Linked DNA regions of Homo sapiens: regions 2 and 3 are each linked to region 1. Evidence: read pairs that join two places in POLR2A ChIA-PET (ENCODE). Cell type or tissue: PC-9. All regions are shown on one strand. Links, peaks and the distances in the headings refer to the core of each region. The heading gives the core; the rest is flanking DNA. Region 1 holds the start of LOC124906066 (a long non-coding RNA gene). Region 2 overlaps BCL2L11 (BCL2 like 11). Region 3 overlaps MIR4435-2HG (MIR4435-2 host gene).

Region 1 (5,904 bases), core at 1,095-5,094:
GTTACATAGAATGAAGTCCCATTTTATCCGCCCAGGAATATTTATTCATTGAGGACCCTATCTGTGTGTGGCGCTGTGTAAGTTCACTAAAAAAGACTTGGCAGGACGGTCTTTATTAGTCATGTGTGTAAAATCTGACCCTCCAGGTTAGCATCCGGCCAGGTGTTTGTTCACTTCAAATGCTCATTGAGTGACTTCTAGGAGGTACACATCGTGCGGGGTGCTGAGAAGGCACGGTAGCTACAGACGCAGAGAACTGCTGAGCAGGGGAGTGACCACCCTGGGTAGCCCTTGTTGATGTGATTGGTAATTGCTCTGGGGAGGCAGGTGGCACTGGGGCACGGAAGGGCCCAGATACTTGAGGGAAAGTGCCTGCACCGTCAGCCTGCCAAGGGCTGCAAGGGTTGTATCCCGCGTCTCTCAAGCATCACATCATCAGCCCTTCAGATGTGTCAAGTCATTTAATTCCCACAACAGCCTGATGAAGTAGGCACTGCTATTCTATTCTCCCTGCTTTTTCTATGGGGAAGTTGATGCATGGAGAAGTTAGATAACTTGCCTGAGGTCACACAGCTAACCTGGCAGTTCTTGAAGGTAACTCACAACAGATTTCCTCTAAATTAAATTCCATTCGGGCATTCAAAATAGAATTCTTTTCACAAAATGCATTTCACAACTTTTTCAGAAGACAGCAGTTGTTCACAGTGAATAAGCATTCAGCAGGTGGGCATGGCTAGAGCTGGGATGTTTGTCTCCACCAAATCTCATGTTGAAATTTGATCCCCAGTGTTAAGAAGTGGGGCCTAATGGGAGGTGTTTGGGTCATGAGGGTGAATCCTTCATGATAGATGAATGTCCTCCCTGGGTAGGGTGAGGGAGAATGAGTTCTCACTCTGTTAGTTTGTGAGAGCTGGTTGTTAAAAAGAGTGGATCACTTGAGGTCAGGAGTTCAAGACCAGCCTGGCCAACATGGCGAAACCACATCTCTACTAAAAATACAAAAAAATAAAAAAAATTAGCCGGGTGTGGTGGCGTGCACCTGTAATCACAGCTACTCAGGAGACTGAGGCAGGAGAATCGCTTGAACCTGGAATGTGGAGGTTGCAGTGAGCCGAGATCACACCATTGCACTCCAATCTGGACGTCAGAGCGAGACTCCATCTCAAAAAAAAAAAAAAAAAAAAAGAGCTTGGCACCTTCGTGTCCTCTTTCTTGCTTCTCCTCTCATGATGTGATCTCTGCACAGGGCTCCCCTTCACCTTCCACCGTAAGCAGATGCAGCCTGAAGCCCTCTTTGGAAGCAGATGCTGACACCCTGCTTGTACAGTCTGCAGACCCATGAGCCAGATACACCTCTTTTAAAAGTAAATACCCAGCCTCAGATATTTCTTCATAGCAAAACTACACAGACTGAGACAGGCATCCTAGCAGACTTCCCTCACGTGACCTCTGGCCAACTTTGCTTTCACATCAGCTGGTCAGAAACTTTCCTCCCCTGTTTTTGCACCAGGTGACCCTTCCTGCTCCTGTTAGGCTGACCCAGCAGAGATCCTTCTGCCCTGTCTACCTACAAGGCTGTTCTAACTGAGATAAGCATTGTAAAGGATGCCTGTCCTTGTCCTGGGCAAATGCCAGCTTCTTTCTGCAGAGTTTAATCCTTCAGGAATGTTTTGTTTTTCAGTTGTCTTCATTCAGTTAATAGATTTAAGTGTTTTCTTGATTCAGTAAACAGATCCCTTCCAGCTGTTCTCATTTGTTTTAGGGAACTACCTTTTGCCTATGGGAAGGATTCAGTGGGAATGGGAGAATCCCACAGAAAGACCCTCCAGTCTGTGTGACTGGCTGTAGTTCAGTGGAGTTCAGCTCATGCGTGGGGCACCTGCTGTGTTCAGACCTAGTCAGTCCTGTCCTCAAGGAAGGAGGGCTGGTCTGTGTGGGGAGGGGGCAGAGCTGTAGGAGTTCTTTCTGTGTCTCTCAGTGGGGAACCATGGCTTTTTGTTTTCTCATTCAAATATCTGAAAATATTTTATAGTCAAGCTTTGCAATCATTTCCTTAAAGGGTGTTTTCAAAAGTAGAGGGCTGGCTGCTTCACGTGGCAATATGACGTCAGGCCCATTAAACGGCCAGTGCTCAGTGAAGAGTGGTTTTCATGGTGAGGGCAACATAACAATGTTTCTGGGGTGCATCTACTGAATGGGAGGCATTGTACCATGTGCCCTGTCGCTTGGAATCCCTGGAAGAAAGCAGAACCGAGAAGAGAAGCCCGGGTTTAAAGCTGTGGTTTCTTTTTTGCAAGATAAAAACCATGTGATTTAGATATATGCAAACAAATCTTGAGTTAAAGGAAACTGAGTTTCAAATTAGATAATTGTCTCTGAGAAAGGCATTCATATATCTCATATTTCATTTCTAACTTTTTATCATAGAACATCTTAAACATACACCAAAATAGAGAAAATTATAATGAGCTCCCATCTGTCACTTGCCTTCAACAATGATCAACTTATGGCCAATTATGTTTCAGCTACAACCCAATCTCGCCCCATTCTAATTTTTTTAAAGCGTATCCTAAACATTGTATCATTTTATCTGTAAATATTTTAGTATATATCTCTAAATATATATGAACTCTTATTTTTAATAGACATAATCGTAATCATCATGATTTTAGGAAATGATTTTAATAAAAATCACACCCAATTCACGAAGTTAAAAAACCCTCCCAATATTCACACCCTTCTCATTACTCTTGGTTTTAAATGACTTTTCCTGTTGTTTGAAGCCCGCGTTGCAGTCTGACTCTGATCCTTCCAAAAACTGCTCCTAGAGAAGCTAGAGGTACGCTCTGAGATTAAGCTACCTCAACTTCAAGCCTCTGGATTCTGGGAGGAGTTGAGTCCACCCTCTGATCTAGAGTTTCCAGGCATGGCTTTGTGAATGCACCTACCTTCTTCCCGGATTTTTGCCCGTCTGACCCTCTTACACGAGAACATCCCCATGCATGGCTGTGGAAAATCCTCAAGTGCAGTGAAGGCAAGACTGAAAACAGAGCCGCTGCCAAACAGAGCAGCAAGTTGAAGGGCAAGTGCCTGTCAACACAATCCCCTTGAAAGACTATAAAGAGCTGCCAAAACATGAGATGCATCTGACATCCAGATAGTATTAGCTGACTGCTTCCCAAATGGGTTAGCTGTCTACAGAAACGCCCTAGGTAGCTGATATGAATCGCAAATGTGCTGTGACTTGATTAATTTGTAACAGTCAGAAATTAGGTAGTTCAGTGCTAGTCATGCTCAAGCTCAGTAGTAGCTGGTTTAGTTGTTTTTTGCTTTTTTCTGTTTGTAATTGGATCTAGGATGATAGTGTACCATCCCCCAGCAGTCATAGAAGACATGGTAAAAACTAGCTTTACACGGGTCCTGGACTTGAGGTCACGGGTGTGGAAGGTGATTCACTAGGGAGTTGGCTCTTAGCTTAGTGGGTCATGTATTTCTGAGAAGCTTCTTTCCTGAGGTTTACAGTCAGTTTCAGAGGTGAATGAACTGCTTCAGATGATCAGAAAGATACACTCTGTCATTATTCCCCCAAGAATAATCTTTGCTTCTGTAGTTACATTAAAGCTAAATTTTGCTGCCAGAGTAGGAGCCATCCATTATATTATAATCGATGACATGAATGTTTTGCTCAAGTTCAGATGTCTAATAAGAGTCATTTTCTTTCCGAGGGAGTGTTATCAGTTTCATGAATATGCGCTCTGTATTTCATTAGCATTCTTCTAGCAAAACATGATTCTGAGTCATTTCTGAAATATCTGCTCTCGCCTGCAACTTGTTTCTCAGTTTTTACAAAAATTGCCTTTTCTACTTACTGGCAGAAAAGTTTGATACCGCACGAGCCTAAAATGGGTATGCTGAGAAAAAACACAGCACACCTATGGAACCGTGACCACAACAGTGCATCGGTCTCTGTCCCACCGTCTCATTCGAGGTTAATCCCTCTCCACAGGGCGGCACCTCAGCAGGGAAGGGCGAGTCTGAGGACTGAGGGTAAACAGTCATGACATGGGTATTCACTATCATGGCTTTCTTAGATTTTTAAGCCAGAATGAAGTTCAGAGAGCTTGTCAGAGGATGTTGAATGAACAGAAAAGGAAATTTGGAACCCATATGAAAAGAGCTGCTTTATGAATCACAGAGAGCTTTTGAGTTCCAGCTTACAGTAATTCAAACACCACTCACTTATATTCAACTGAGAGCAGCTCTGGCCCAGCCTTGTCCCCTGACCCCGGGGACACTTTCTCTAGGATGAACAAGAGAAGATGTTCTCCACTGTACTAGCTGCCAGTGTGTTTCTTTCAACCGAGGAAGTATCTATGTCTCTTATTCTATGTCATTATTGTAAGAATGGTCTACCTTGATCCTTAGAAGCCAACCAGGATGGAGTCCCATTTTGCAGAGTCTGCTGTGACTGCCAGCCACCCCTGTACCATGGACTTCCACAGCAATGATGCTGTGCTGCATCTCCATCCAAAGGGATTGCATCTGTTTTAATTGCTTGACTTTCAAGGACACTCAGGGACAGGTACTCTTCCATAATTCTACGTCATCCCAGTTTCACGGGGGCATGAATCCCCCATCCCCTGCAAGGTCTACTGCTCTCCAAAGTGTGTGTCTTTGAGATGGAGGCTCTTCACAGGGTTCACCACCTCTGCAAGTAGGGCTGTGACAACTCAGCCTTGTGCACTGCCACAAAAGGCCCTTCAAGAGCTTCTAGAAATTTCTGGCTCACAGAAGCCACTGGAATACTGTAAATGGAGTTGGTTTTGGTGGCTCTGTCCTTTGATGGGAGGCTCTGTCTCCTGAGGCCAAGATTGAAGGCAGGATCTGAAGATTGTGCGCCTGGATCAACTCTAATCCTTTCCAGCCCAAGAGAGTTGTTCTTGCTTCTTCTTGGACTGTTGTGAGAAACTTCCACACTGACTGCTTGGAAGTGTCACATGTTGGACCTCTTGGTACCAGTGTCTCTGACAGACTCATACCACTGGGAGCTCAGAGCGAGTGGCTGAGGCCAGCAGAGCTGAACACTTAGTGCCCTGTCCCTGCATTCTGTGGGATCAAGAATGAACTGGAAGTAGGATGCCGCCCTAGAGGAGGCACAGGTGCTACAGAGGCAGCTCAGCTCAGGAAGCGGACGTGAACCCCTTCCTACCCCCCATTAGTGCTGTGGCCATGAGGCCCCCTCACCTGAGGGGGAACACCTCTGTCAGCCTGGCTATCTGCCACCAACAAACACATTTTCCTGGGAAGGGGCCTGGATTCCTCCAGTTGAGCCTCCTTAGATGCACAGGTTGCACCAGGGTGGAGGCCACAGCCAAAACCAAACAGTGTAGCATGAACAGGCCAGGCTCCCAGACTGGGAAGGGAGGACTGCCTGGAGGCAGCAGGAGGCTGGAGCCACATTTGCCTGCAAAAAGTCTTTTCAGACGCACATCTCAGGCCAGTTACGCAACTGGCTCCTGGATCCCTCTGCCCAGGCCCAGTCCCTCCCATTGCCTCTCAGTGTAAAGCAGGGAATGCTGCAGGATGGAGAGTCCTAAGCCTTAATCGTGGATCTTGGGATTCAGAGTCCAGAGAGGATAAAGAAGCAAATTCACAGTCAACACTTCCTTTTTTTGGATGTTTACCATAGTGAAGTTTTGTGCAAAGTGCTATGGGGACATGATCTGACACATCATGTTCCCCCACCCTCCCGGCCCAGGATCTGAAGGTCCAGCAGGAGAGGCAAGCCAATGCTAACCAAGGCTCAATCTGATGCAGGGACACAGACTGCTCTGGACTTCCGTATATGTCTTTAAAAATATATATATATCTTTAGGCTGGGCGTGGCGGCTCACGCCTGTAATC
Region 2 (5,904 bases), core at 771-4,770, 360 kb after region 1:
TTAGAGACCACCTTTTGCCTTGCTATTTCCCATCTCCTCACAGCCCCATTCTGGTCTCGACAGGGGAGATTTTCACAATCAGTCCATCACCCCACACCTTCTAATTCATCTTGTTTAAAGAGACTTCATGCAACTTTTGTATTCGGTCCTTCTGACAGGTAGGAATGAGTCACTGCTTTGGCTGCCAGCGACAGAAACCAGCCCTGGCTAATTTAGCACAAGGAGAACATGCTGGAGGGTGGGCGCCTGTTGCATAGTCCAGCAGGCAGCTCAGAGACGGGACCCCGGGGTGCTGGTGGCTGGGGGGCCGGTTACTGTGGCCAAGAACACAAACATGCCCTGCAGCTTCAAGGATGCTGCCCTCCAAATGGCCCCTCCTTGCCTTGCTCGCTCCAGAGTCAAAGTGCTGGGAAGAGTGTTTTATCAGTCAAACATTAGGCCATGGGCCTGCCCTCAGCGATACCTCAGGCAGGGAAAGAAAGGGGCAGTGGGAGGCAGGCACACAAAGGGAAACTGTGGTGGAGATAAGGGCTGGATGCAAGGCATCCTCCCCTCTTTCCCAGAAAAAGCAAATAGGAAATGTGCGGGATTTGAAGGAAGAAAAATCAAGTGTACTAAAAGCATCCAAAACCAAACACAATCGATGGATAAAAATATTATACATCTTGGAAAACATCTGGAAAAATGGCAATTCTTCCCTAAATCAAGAGTTACTGTAATCCTAAATGAGACCTCCAAAGAACTTTCTGAAAAGCTTCAACTAATTCTAAGATGCACATAAAAAGACAATGTAAAAAGAGCCACGATGATTTTGAAAAATAAAGACAAGAAACTCAAAACAGATAAAACTCAAGTAATTAAAATAATGTAGATTAAACAAAAGGATCAATGAAAAAGGCAAGAGCTGAGATACAGAACCGTATGTATTAGACTTTGGTATATTGTCAAAGGATCAATTTAGGCTGGTGGACAAAAAGACAACAGTGCTGGCTTTCTGTGGGGTAAAAACTAAATACTGTGGATCACTAAAAAAATAAATTCCAGGTGGATTAAGGTGAAAAAAAAACCCCAAACTGTACTGGTTATATGAATAAAACATAAGAAAATATATTTAAAACTTTGTCATAGATAAGTTGTCTTAAACGAGATACAAAATACAGAAACCTAAGCAAGACTGACAGACTGACAAATCTGACTTCTTTTTTTTTTTTTTTTTTTTTTTTTTTGAGACGGAGTCTCACTCTGTCGCCCAGGCTGGAGTGCAGTGGCGCGATCTTGGCTCGCTGCAGGCTTCGCCCCCCGGGGTTCACGCCATTCTCCTGCCTCAGCCTCCCGAGTAGCTGGGACTATAGGCACCCACCACCTAAGATGACAACTTCTACATAAAATACACCACAAGCAATTAAAAAACATGCTGCAGAATAAAAACATATGTTCACAAAAGAGACTCATATGCTTTGTATGAGAGTATTCATAGCAGATTTATTCATCATAGCCCCAAACTGGTAAGAACTCAGGTGTTCATTAATAAGACAATAGACAAAGCATGGTTTGTTCACACAATAGACTACTACTTAGTAATAAAAAGGAAGAAATTACTGATAATTGTAACATGGATCTCATATTCTGAGCAAAAGAAACCAGACACGACACAAAAGACCATATACTGTTATGGTTCCATTAATATGAAGTTCAGGAAGAGGTAAGACTAATTTATGACGGAAAAGAATCTCAGAACAGAGGTTACCAATGGGGGCAGGAGAGGAGGGATTACCTGGAAAGCAGATAACTTTCTGGGAGTTACGGTAGTATTCTTTATCTTGACAAGGGTTTGAGAGACAGCTGTATCCTTGGTCAAAATTTAGCAAATGCACACATAGGATTTGTATGTTTTACTTTATGTAAATTTTATCTTTGGAGAAAAAAATTATAAAAAATTGATGAACTCTAAATGATGCTGAAGTATTTGGGGATAAGAGTATTGGTGACAACTTGTTTTGAAATGCACCAAAAAATAAGCCGGATTAATAAATGAATACATGATAATGCAAAGGTAGTAAAAGTTAAAGGTAGAAGCTAGGTAGTGAGTGCATGGGTATTCTCTGTAAAACTCTTTTGACTTTTCTGAATGTTTGGAAGTTTTCACAATAAAATGTTGGGAAAAAAAGGCAACAGATTGAAGGAAAAGTATTTCCAACATATAAGAGATTTTTTTGTCCAGAATGTATAAAGAGCTAATCATCAATAGAAAAAATACTCAACCAAAAATTAGCAAAAACTTTCAGAAAAAAAGGCAAATGCCACCAGTGCCTGAAAAGATCATCCTACTGCATTGATAGAAAAATTCAAATGAGCACCACTTGCTCCTCACCCAGCAGGCAGACACCAGCTCACTCATGTCTGACAGCACTGGGGGTAAGTGGGTGTTCTTATGTGCTGCCAGGGCCCGTGTGAAGTGGAGCTGCCACTTTGACAGTGTCTTCCAGAGTCTGTTGAGGCTGATCTTCCACCTCCCTGTACCACAAGAGTGGGATACCTATGAGCAAATTCTATGCCTGTGCTCTGGCACTTGCTGCAGTAGTTAGCATGAAGTGGAGTCGCTATGGAAAGATATGTGACCTATTGCTAAGTCAGAACCATATACAGAGCTATGGCACTTACAGAAAAGCAAAACTGCTGTGTGAGTACACACAACACACACACACACACACACTGCAGATTAAGAGTCCAGGAGAATGCAAACTCCTACCTCAGTGAGGAGGTAGGATTAAGACAGAACAATTTGATTTGAAACAAATACAATTTGAAATAAATTTACAAGACCATATTCATGTATTACTCACCCGATTGAAAGCATTAACAGATTGTTAGTCTAAAAGAAAGCTGAGTCTGTCTTTCACTTTCCCAGCACTTAGGGTGAAAGTGCCAAATTAAATACTTATTAGGATTTTATCACCTGTATCCCCAAACCAGGCTTTAATTTCTTTCACTCATTCCTAAGGCAATTCCCATCCACCCTACATGACGGGAGCTGGGAACTTGGCGGTTCCTGGTCATCATTTCACACACAGGGTCTAGGCACGTTTGGGTGACCCCTTTGACCCTGAGCAGGTGCTGCAGACAAGCCCTTTCTATTATGGGGTTGATGGGGTAAGATGGCTGGGCACCTGCCATATCACTCATCAACACAGTACAGAGCCGGCTCCTAGTACACTTCCCTGCCCCCACAACTCCCCACCCAAGTGCTGAGTCATATCTGACTGTGCAGGCAGAATACTTTTCGCACCAGCCACATCAAAACTTTAAAGACTCGTTTACTTTTAAGTGTACTGCACGGATTCGTCTTCAAGCAAAAATATATGAGCTACACACAGCTACATTTTATGACTGATAATAGCAGATGTGTGGGCGTGTACATGTTCATATATAATTTCAGCTGTTTCTCTGACATTTTGTGCAAACAAATCAAACGCTCACCAAAACTAGTTGAAAGTTTTATTTTTATAAAATTAACATAAAAGATTGTTTAAAAATCTGCAGTTATTTACAGCAGTATTGCACAAGTAAAGTGGCAATTACCCTGTCAAAATTCATCAGTGCAAAACACAAGTAAGCCAGGGAAACTGCAATACAAATGCTACATACGCTGGGTCCTAGAAAACAGGTTAGTGATGGATCAGTATACAGCCAGATCAGTGCTATTTATAAGTGGGTACCTGATGAGTTCTGATACAGTAACTAGTGGTCACAGAATCTGGACATAAAACATAAGAGAGCTTCTATAGTCTGAAATTCCCAAATAAAAGTAGTCAAGTTACTTAACTGGGAGCTTGAGGATGCTTCTTACACACAATGCTGTTTAGAGTAGACCCCAACTGATTTAGCGTCATCTGTAGACACGTTTCCCCCACCCCACGTGTACGTGAGTGGACACACACAGGCACCAGGCTAAATCAGCAGGGATGGCAGAACCACCTGCATGGAACCACCATGAAGTCTCCTTAAAGCTCCCATAAGCTTTCACATCTTGACACCCAGTCCAGTGGGGCCCCAACCTCCCCTGAAGGAGATGGAGTATCAGAAGGAGGGCATCGACCTGAAGAAGCAGGCTGACCAAATGCAGTGACCGTATGGGTGGGGCGTGGGGAGGGCTGTACAGTTAATTAGCTCCTGAAGACAAGTTAGTCCAACCTCAAAGCACAGGAAGTTGCACAGCAGGTGGGGGAAAACCCAGCTACTCACAGTTGTCCACAAGGGGTTAGTGGCCTGAGGTGGTCCTTAGGCAGGAGCCACCTGTCCCACCCATTCACTTGTCCTGCCTGGCCCTAGCCCTGAACAACTGCAATGCAGCACCTCTGGAAGTGGCACATTTTATTTCTTTTCTAAACGCTGAGTTGTCAGGGATAAATTTTCAATAGAAAAATCTTTCCCACCTGCTGATAATACTTTGGTTTTTTTGTTTTCCTAAAGATAAAGCCTGGAGTCAGCAAAATTTGCTTGCATGATAAGCTAGTTGCTTTGGAACAAACAGAAGGTTGCTGGGTATTTCTTGGAGTAGAATTTTGTAGCCTGCCAGACTGAGTTTCTCACTGGCATCAAACACACACTTCATCATAAGGGCGGCAAAGCCCAAGAATTGAAACCCACTTGACTGGAAATACCAGGACCCGAAGGTGGAGAGCCACCCTGGAGGACCACGTGGTCTGCAATGAGCTCTCCAGTCACCCCCGACAACTCTCAGGAGTTAACTTCATGGGACGGCAGGGGAGTGGGAGACAGGGATGTTAATACTTTTCAGAAATTAAGACATTAAATAAGCAGAAAATAAATATACAATATTTCTACAAGTTACAGCATTATGAAACAGTAGGACACATCACACAGAAAAAGAATCTACAATATTTACAATCCTTGATTTTGAAAAAGTTGAGAAAAACAGTGATTTTTTTACTTATTTATGCTGTACAAAATTTTACAAGGTAAAGGAAACACAATTGCACACAGACATTTGGCTCAGTTGATAAGTAATATGACCTACGAATCTAATAAATACTCACAATATATACATTAAGAAGGGGAAACGGCAGACAATTGTATTCCACTATATTTTTTTAATCAGAAGGAATTTTAAACTTGATTTCTCCGCAACCCCCACCCCCAAAATTCTTGATCAACTAACCAGTTGGGAAGGGCATCTGAAGAATCACTCATGAAACTATTTTGTGTGTGTTTATTGCGTTTCTGTGTTAAGTCACAGGACACTTTTTACAAACCTCACATAGGGAGAGGTTGTCAAGGCACAAAACCTGCAGTAAGTTTCCAAAAAGGGGATTTAATTATTTTTTCTACAAAAATGTTTTTTAAAAAAGGTAAAAACGTATACCCACGGGAGGCATACTTTCTGCACAGAGGCATCTTGATAACCAGATACATACAGTACAGAGACATCCAGTCATCGCTTTAAGTTCTGGTGCCAACAGCCTGGTCTTTAATACTCCTACAATTCATAGAATCTCTAATTTCCTCAGGAACTGTTTCCACAGCCAGCCTGGAGGCCGCCAGGCCAGAGGGAAATGTGCTCATGTGGTGCACACAGCCCCTGGGCAGCACAGGGCAGGGCCTCCCGTGCCTGGCCCAGGGCTGCACCCAGTGTGTGCTCCCAGGGGCTGCAGGGCTGAGGAAACAGAGTAAAGTGCTCTAGTCAGGAGACTGGCACGTGAGTACAGGGATCCTGGGAGGGGGTGCCCAGATCCAAATACATCTTTGGTGTATGTGTGTGTCCAGCAGGCCCACGGCTGCAATCCTACCACTGCTTGTAACCGTGGGCTTTGTATGACCCTACCAATGGGCTCGAGACACATCAGGGAACAAGATGAGCTCCAACACAGCTTTAAAAATAAGTCA
Region 3 (5,613 bases), core at 517-4,516, 49 kb after region 1:
TATGAATTCCAGTCTATAATGCCAAGGTATCAAAATGTGACGTACCTTTACTCTAGAAATCTCTAAATTATATTAAATCTGCTCCAAGATCGCCCTGCCCTACCTCACCCTCTCTGCCTGGTTATTGGGAGATTCAAATTCTGTCATTATTGGGGATCCTTTCTTGTCATAATGCTCCAGATGTCATCAAACAAACTTGGGCTTAGGTGATGCCAGGAAACCTGGGGGGGAGCATCCATTGTCTGCAGTGGCTGCTACCATTGCAACTTCGACACCTGCAGTCTCAGTGTGTGGGGGGCTCTGGGAGCTGCTCAGGGCCTGCTCCAGTTGGGGTGGACCCCACACCTCTCGTGATCTGTCCTCTAACTGTAGGCTCCGCTGCTGGAAATGTGTCGCTGCTCTCATGGCCACTGTGTGAGCTCCCAGTCTCGGCAAATGCACCCAGCAATGTCTGATTGATAGGGCACCCTCTGTGGGCCTTGTCCTGCTTGCTGCTAGCTGCTGCTGGGCCTCTCCCAGCCTGGGCCTCCTGTCTCAGTCTGAAGGCCAAGAGACAGCAGCGACAGCAGAGGAGGCAGAAACAGAAAACTCTCCGAGGACCCGGGGAAGTCACAAGGTGGCTTCCCAAACTCTCTAGTGCAGCACTGTCTGATAGAACCTTCTGCAAGGATGGAAAAGTTCTGTATCTGTGCTGGTCAAAGCAGCGGCCACAAGTCACATGTGGCTCCTAAGCAACTGAAATGTGGCTACTGTGACTAGGAACTGGATTGAAAGTTTTATCTAATTTCAGTTAATTTTAATTTAAATGCCCACAACTGCATGTGGCTACCAGGTTGGACAGCACACATGTGGAACACAGACTCCTGATCTGGGAGCCTTGAAAGATGAGCCGTCACTCTGATGAGGTGGAGGGCCTGAATTGAGCCCTGCGGTGGCACTCGGCAGGTCTTCAGAGGGGCTGGTGACCCCTCCAAGGTGCACAGCCCCTGGGCTACGAGCAGTGGCTAGTCAGGTTGGGGTCCCTGGCCTCTGCCATGAGTGGCCACTAGTGGAAGCCTCAATGTCTCCACCTCCAGTGGGCTCTCAGGCCTCACGTGCCCATGCCAGGGTAGGGGGCCTGTCGAGGAGGATGCCCTGGCACCCAGAGCTTCTCTGCTGTTTGTCCTGAGGGTTCCCTTGGGCTGGGGGCCTCAGGTGCAGGGCACATGCAGCCGGACTGTCCAGCCTTGTGGTATTTGCACATGAACTTTCCTGCGTGGGGATAGACAGCCTTATTCTTGTTTGTGTAAAGCCATTCCAGGAACTATTAATAGTTAGACTGGCATAAATAAGCCTCAGGTTTGGTTCTTGTTAGTGTCCTACAAATCCCTCAAACTTTACTCTTTTGGCTTTTTAAGGGAGAAGCTTTACAGTATGTTCAGGCACAATTGACAAGAAACATACAAGTTGTGCGGAGATGAGCAGACCCAGGGCCCCAGGCCTGAGCCTCTTTTCTCTCCCATGCCCTGCCTGCTCAAGTTACCTTGAGCACAAATGATGTCCTTCTGTGTGTGGGATCACAGACTGAGACATGGGGCTGTTCCTCCCCTGAAGTCACCCCTCAAGTTCCCCACATGATTTTACTCCTGGCTACTCCCCAGTTTGCTGTAGTTTGCTGGACCATGTGACCTTGGAGGGGCTCACAAGGCACAATGATGAAGCCACTGCCAGGGCTGAGCCTCAGCTCAACCAGCTACTTAATGCATGCATAGCAAGTTACTTAACACCTACTGACCTCAGTTTCCTCACCCGTAAACTAGAAATAGAGGAACAATTACCACAGAGAGTTGTTCTGAGGATGCAAAGAGTTCTTGCATGAAAAATTCTTAGGAAAGTGCTGCACATAGTAGGTATTCAATAGCATTAGCTATTTAGATTGGAATTAGTGGCTTTTTGCCATTTACTCCTGACTGTAGGAGCTGTTCTCTGGGCCCCAGATCTCCATTCCAGCAATGATCTCTCTCCTCCAACTCTGGCATTGGAGGAGTACCACAATCCTGCCTCCAGGTTTCATTTGCTGACACCCAGGGGCAGCATTAGGTGTAGAGTGCTGGACATCTAAGGGAAGAGGTTCAATTGTCCATCCGTTTAGTTATTTACTCATTATTCAATGAATGTTAATTGAGACCAGTCAGGGCAGCTGAGAAGCAGTGCGGTTGTGAGGAGGGCTGTTAGTAGGGGAGATGCAGGTGCTGGTGTGCTTCCCTGTATGAATATGGCAGCTAGTGCAGCGTCATGAAGAGGGAATCAGGGACACTCTGGGGATGTTAAAAACTCTGTTGATGTGGAATCAGAATCCCTGGGCCAGTCCTGCCTTCCTCTTGCTAGCTGTGTGGCCATGATCGAGGGTCCTCTTTGATCCTCCCTGATACATGGGCGAGGTGACCCACAGTGGCAGATGCTTAACCATCCAACATGGAGTCATCATCATTACTTAGACACCCTTCATTTGGAATCACGATTCTCAGTGTGAAGGGCACTTCCCACCATAGAAGCCCCTCTCTGTGAGCCCTCAGAGGGCTGTCTAATCCATAAGCCCTTTCCCTCCCAAAGAGGCAGCCCAGCGCATCACTGCAAAGCGCCAGCTGAGAAGACGTTCTATAAATTATCCAAAGCCTATTCTCTGGCACATCCATATTTTGGACCTAGCTTTGCCCCCGAAGTCATATAAGCATAGCCACGATGGGAAGGATGGTCATAACTCAACATGCCCATTCATATACCTTGAGCACATATCCTGTCCCAGAAACTGCTGAATTATTGCATGAGCCCCAGCTCCTTCCACACCAAAGCCCTTCCGACTGCATGGACCTCACCACTTCTTCTTTTTTTTTTTTTTTTTTTTTTTTTTTTTGAGACGGAGTCTCGCTCTGTCGCCCTGGCTGGAGTGCAGTGGCGGGATCTCGGCTCAATGCAAGCTCCGCCTCCCGGGTTCACGCCATTCTCCTGCCTCAGCCTCCCAAGTAGCTGGGACTACAGGCGCCCGCCACTACGCCCGGCTAATTTTTTGTATTTTTAGTAGAGACGGGATTTCACCCTTTTTAGCCGGGATGGTCTTGATCTCCTGACCTCGTGATCCGCCCGCCTCGGCCTCCCAAAGTGCTGGGATTACAGGCGGACCTCACCACTTCTGTTCAAGCTCTTCCTTCTTCTCATGATTCCTGGAAAGATTCTTTATGTGCTGAGGTGTTCAGCTACCCTTGATCTTGTGCTGCCTTCCACAGCATCTACTTGGCAACTTTCCAATGTCCCACTTCAGGTGGGCACAGTGACCTCCTTTGTCTGGTTTTTGGCAACCATACCTATCTGTTGGACCTGGGCACTGCACTGACAGCCAGCTGACCTCCCTGCCTCTCTGTGTGGGAACGTGCTGCAAAGCCACATCTCTCTAATTCTGTGTGTGTGTGTGTATATATATATATATCTTTTAGAGACAAGATCTCACTCTGTCACTCAGGCTGGAGTACAGTGAAGCAATCATAGCTCACTGCAGCCTTGAACTTCTGAGCTCAAGTGACCCTTGACCTCAGCCTCCTGAAGAGCTGGGACTACAGGCATGTGGCACCATGCCTGGCTAATTTTAAAATCTTTTTTTTGGTAGAGACGAGCGTCTCACTGTGTTGTCCAGGCTGGTCTCAAACTCCTGTCCTCCAGTGATCCTCCCACCTCTGCCTCTCAAAGTGCTGGGATCATTCTGAATATGAGGTGGTGACTTTTTAAAAAAAAACTTTTTTTTTAACCTAAGTAGAACTTTGCATTATCGCTGGTGTTGTCTTTTAGATTTAGCCCATGTATTCTCTAATATAAAACATGAAGCTTCATGTCATCTATAACTTGGAGTGGTATCCCCTTTACATCTTCACCAGAAGACCACTTGGATCAGTGAAGACCAAGAGCAGAGACCTGTGACATCCACTAGCGATTGTCTTCACTGTTGCCACTATCCCAGTGCTCTCGGGCACTGCATTGAACACAAATAGCTCCCCTTGCTGCACAAGTTTCACTGATGGGGGTAAAGGGGGTTATGAAATGTATCATGTGATCAAATCTGTGATAGTGATCCCACAGACAAATGGAGCATGTGGGGATGATTTAGACACTCAGCCAGCCTTGTCTTGATGGATACCCATCCTTCTCTGCTGCTCTCTCTTTCCTCCATCCTCAAGCACAGGGAGCTTTTGGCGAGGTTAGCTAACTTCGGGGCAGCTGTGAATTAGATACTGGCTGTAAGTTACCTCCAACATCCAGAGCATTTAAACGCTGGGCTGTCAATGATTGTCATTTTCATTGTTTACACATAATCACATCCTCAGTTTGTGGGGTGGATGCATTTGATTCAATTCAGATATGCCTTTCAAGCTGGCCCTGCTGAGCTGGGCCTGAAAGGCACATGGCTCATCTCATCTGCATGTGACAGTCTCTTTGAAGTCCCCAGAAGTGCCTGCTCAGAGTCATGCTCGGGAGGGAAGAGGTAAGGCACAGAATGAGTACAGACTGCCACCCAGCCGCAGGAAAGGTGACTGCACACCAGAGGTTCCTGGTAAGGAGGTGACTCACCCGTGACTGTCTCACCTGTCCAAAGTGTGTGTCACCTGCTCTGTGTTCACCCACTGGGTTCATCAGAGGGGCACTTGAACAAAACAGGAATGTCACTGGAGAGGGGAACAAATGCTGTCCCCAAGTCCTTCCCTGCCGTTTAGAGTAACACAGCCCCTGTCCGCACATCCTCACCCCCATCTGCCCTCTGCTTGCCAGAATTATCAGAATCTCTCCATTCTAATTTCAGCCATTCTCTGTGAAAATGAAAAGTTAGTGGCAGGCAATGGACACCCTATTGAAATAGAAATTGTTCTTCATATGTCAGAAAAGTCCCAGAGTAATCTGGGAGTAATCTGAGCAAACTGATTCAAAGGATTATTACAATTTCTTAGTCTTCTACTGCTGCAAAAGTGGCACTCTTTGATTCTCATGTTTGAGGTTCTAATTGCTACCTCATGCAGGACTTACGAGAGATCAGCCATGCTGCTTACACTGTGTGTAGTGAATCAATGTTATTCTGAAGGGCCTCCTGGAAGCAGTAGAGATTGGAGAATGTATGTCTTTTAACATGATCATTCCCATCCTATGGGGGTTGGGCACTCTTAACTCATGTTGCAGATGAGTAAACTGAGGCTTTTGAGAGTTTGAGGGTGCACAGCTTGAGGCAGAGGTGGAATTCCCAGCTTCATCCAAGAAACCACGAATCTCCAATGGCTTGCACACATCCAGGTTTGCTGGATCCTATTTGCCAAGACCACATGCAGATTAGGAGCCTTCAAACAAATTATTTCCAAGGGAGGGCATCTTTCTCTGTAACCCCTACCCTGGCAATTCTCCATGGCCTCAGGGAGTCCAGCCGGAAGCTCTGCGATGAGTCCTGGGGAACTCTCATCTGGAAAAAGGCGCTCATGACAGGTGGTGCCAACCTTCCACGGATGCTTTTCAGCATCTCTTGGGATGAGGATACAGAATTTCTCTTTCACCCTGTAAACGTGGTAAATGAGGGAATAGAATTTCCAGCTTTAATTTTTCTGA

Evidence for each region. ChIA-PET counts read pairs that join two places held together with the same protein. Peaks named below come from ENCODE experiments on the same cell type or tissue, not always from the same donor. Only the 100,000 strongest peaks of a DNase experiment are listed, where the experiment ranks them.
Region 2: POLR2A ChIA-PET joins it to region 1 with 5 read pairs; 1 of 35 experiments calls an interaction of 5 or more read pairs at or near these places.
Region 3: POLR2A ChIA-PET joins it to region 1 with 5 read pairs; 1 of 35 experiments calls an interaction of 5 or more read pairs at or near these places.

What each region holds. Positions count from the first base shown.
Region 1 is chr2:111,531,229-111,537,132 of GRCh38, reverse strand. LOC124906066 (a long non-coding RNA gene) reads right to left here and starts at 4,634. Exons shown (of 2, transcript XR_007087190.1): 1 at 2,949-4,634; 2 at 98-2,234. RefSeq lists enhancers at 3,854-4,355, 4,858-5,357. In PC-9, for the core only: no CTCF peak of the experiment used is centred there; DNase peaks (open chromatin) are centred at 1,532 and 3,321; H3K4me3 peaks cover 617 bases; H3K27ac peaks cover 2,837 bases.
Region 2 is chr2:111,166,022-111,171,925 of GRCh38, reverse strand. BCL2L11 (BCL2 like 11) reads right to left here. Exons shown (of 4, transcript NM_138621.5): 4 at 3,482-5,904. Among named protein-coding and RNA genes, the nearest start is that of BCL2L11, 48 kb to the right of the region's middle. RefSeq lists enhancers at 3,024-3,133, 4,255-4,314, 5,629-5,904. In PC-9, for the core only: no CTCF peak of the experiment used is centred there; a DNase peak (open chromatin) is centred at 3,235; H3K27ac peaks cover 1,150 bases.
Region 3 is chr2:111,482,193-111,487,805 of GRCh38, reverse strand. The region is part of intron 1 of MIR4435-2HG (MIR4435-2 host gene); the gene reads left to right. Among named protein-coding and RNA genes, the nearest start is that of SOCAR, 6.4 kb to the left of the region's middle. RefSeq lists an enhancer at 1-748. In PC-9, for the core only: a CTCF peak has its summit at 4,356; no DNase peak of the experiment used is centred there; H3K27ac peaks cover 293 bases.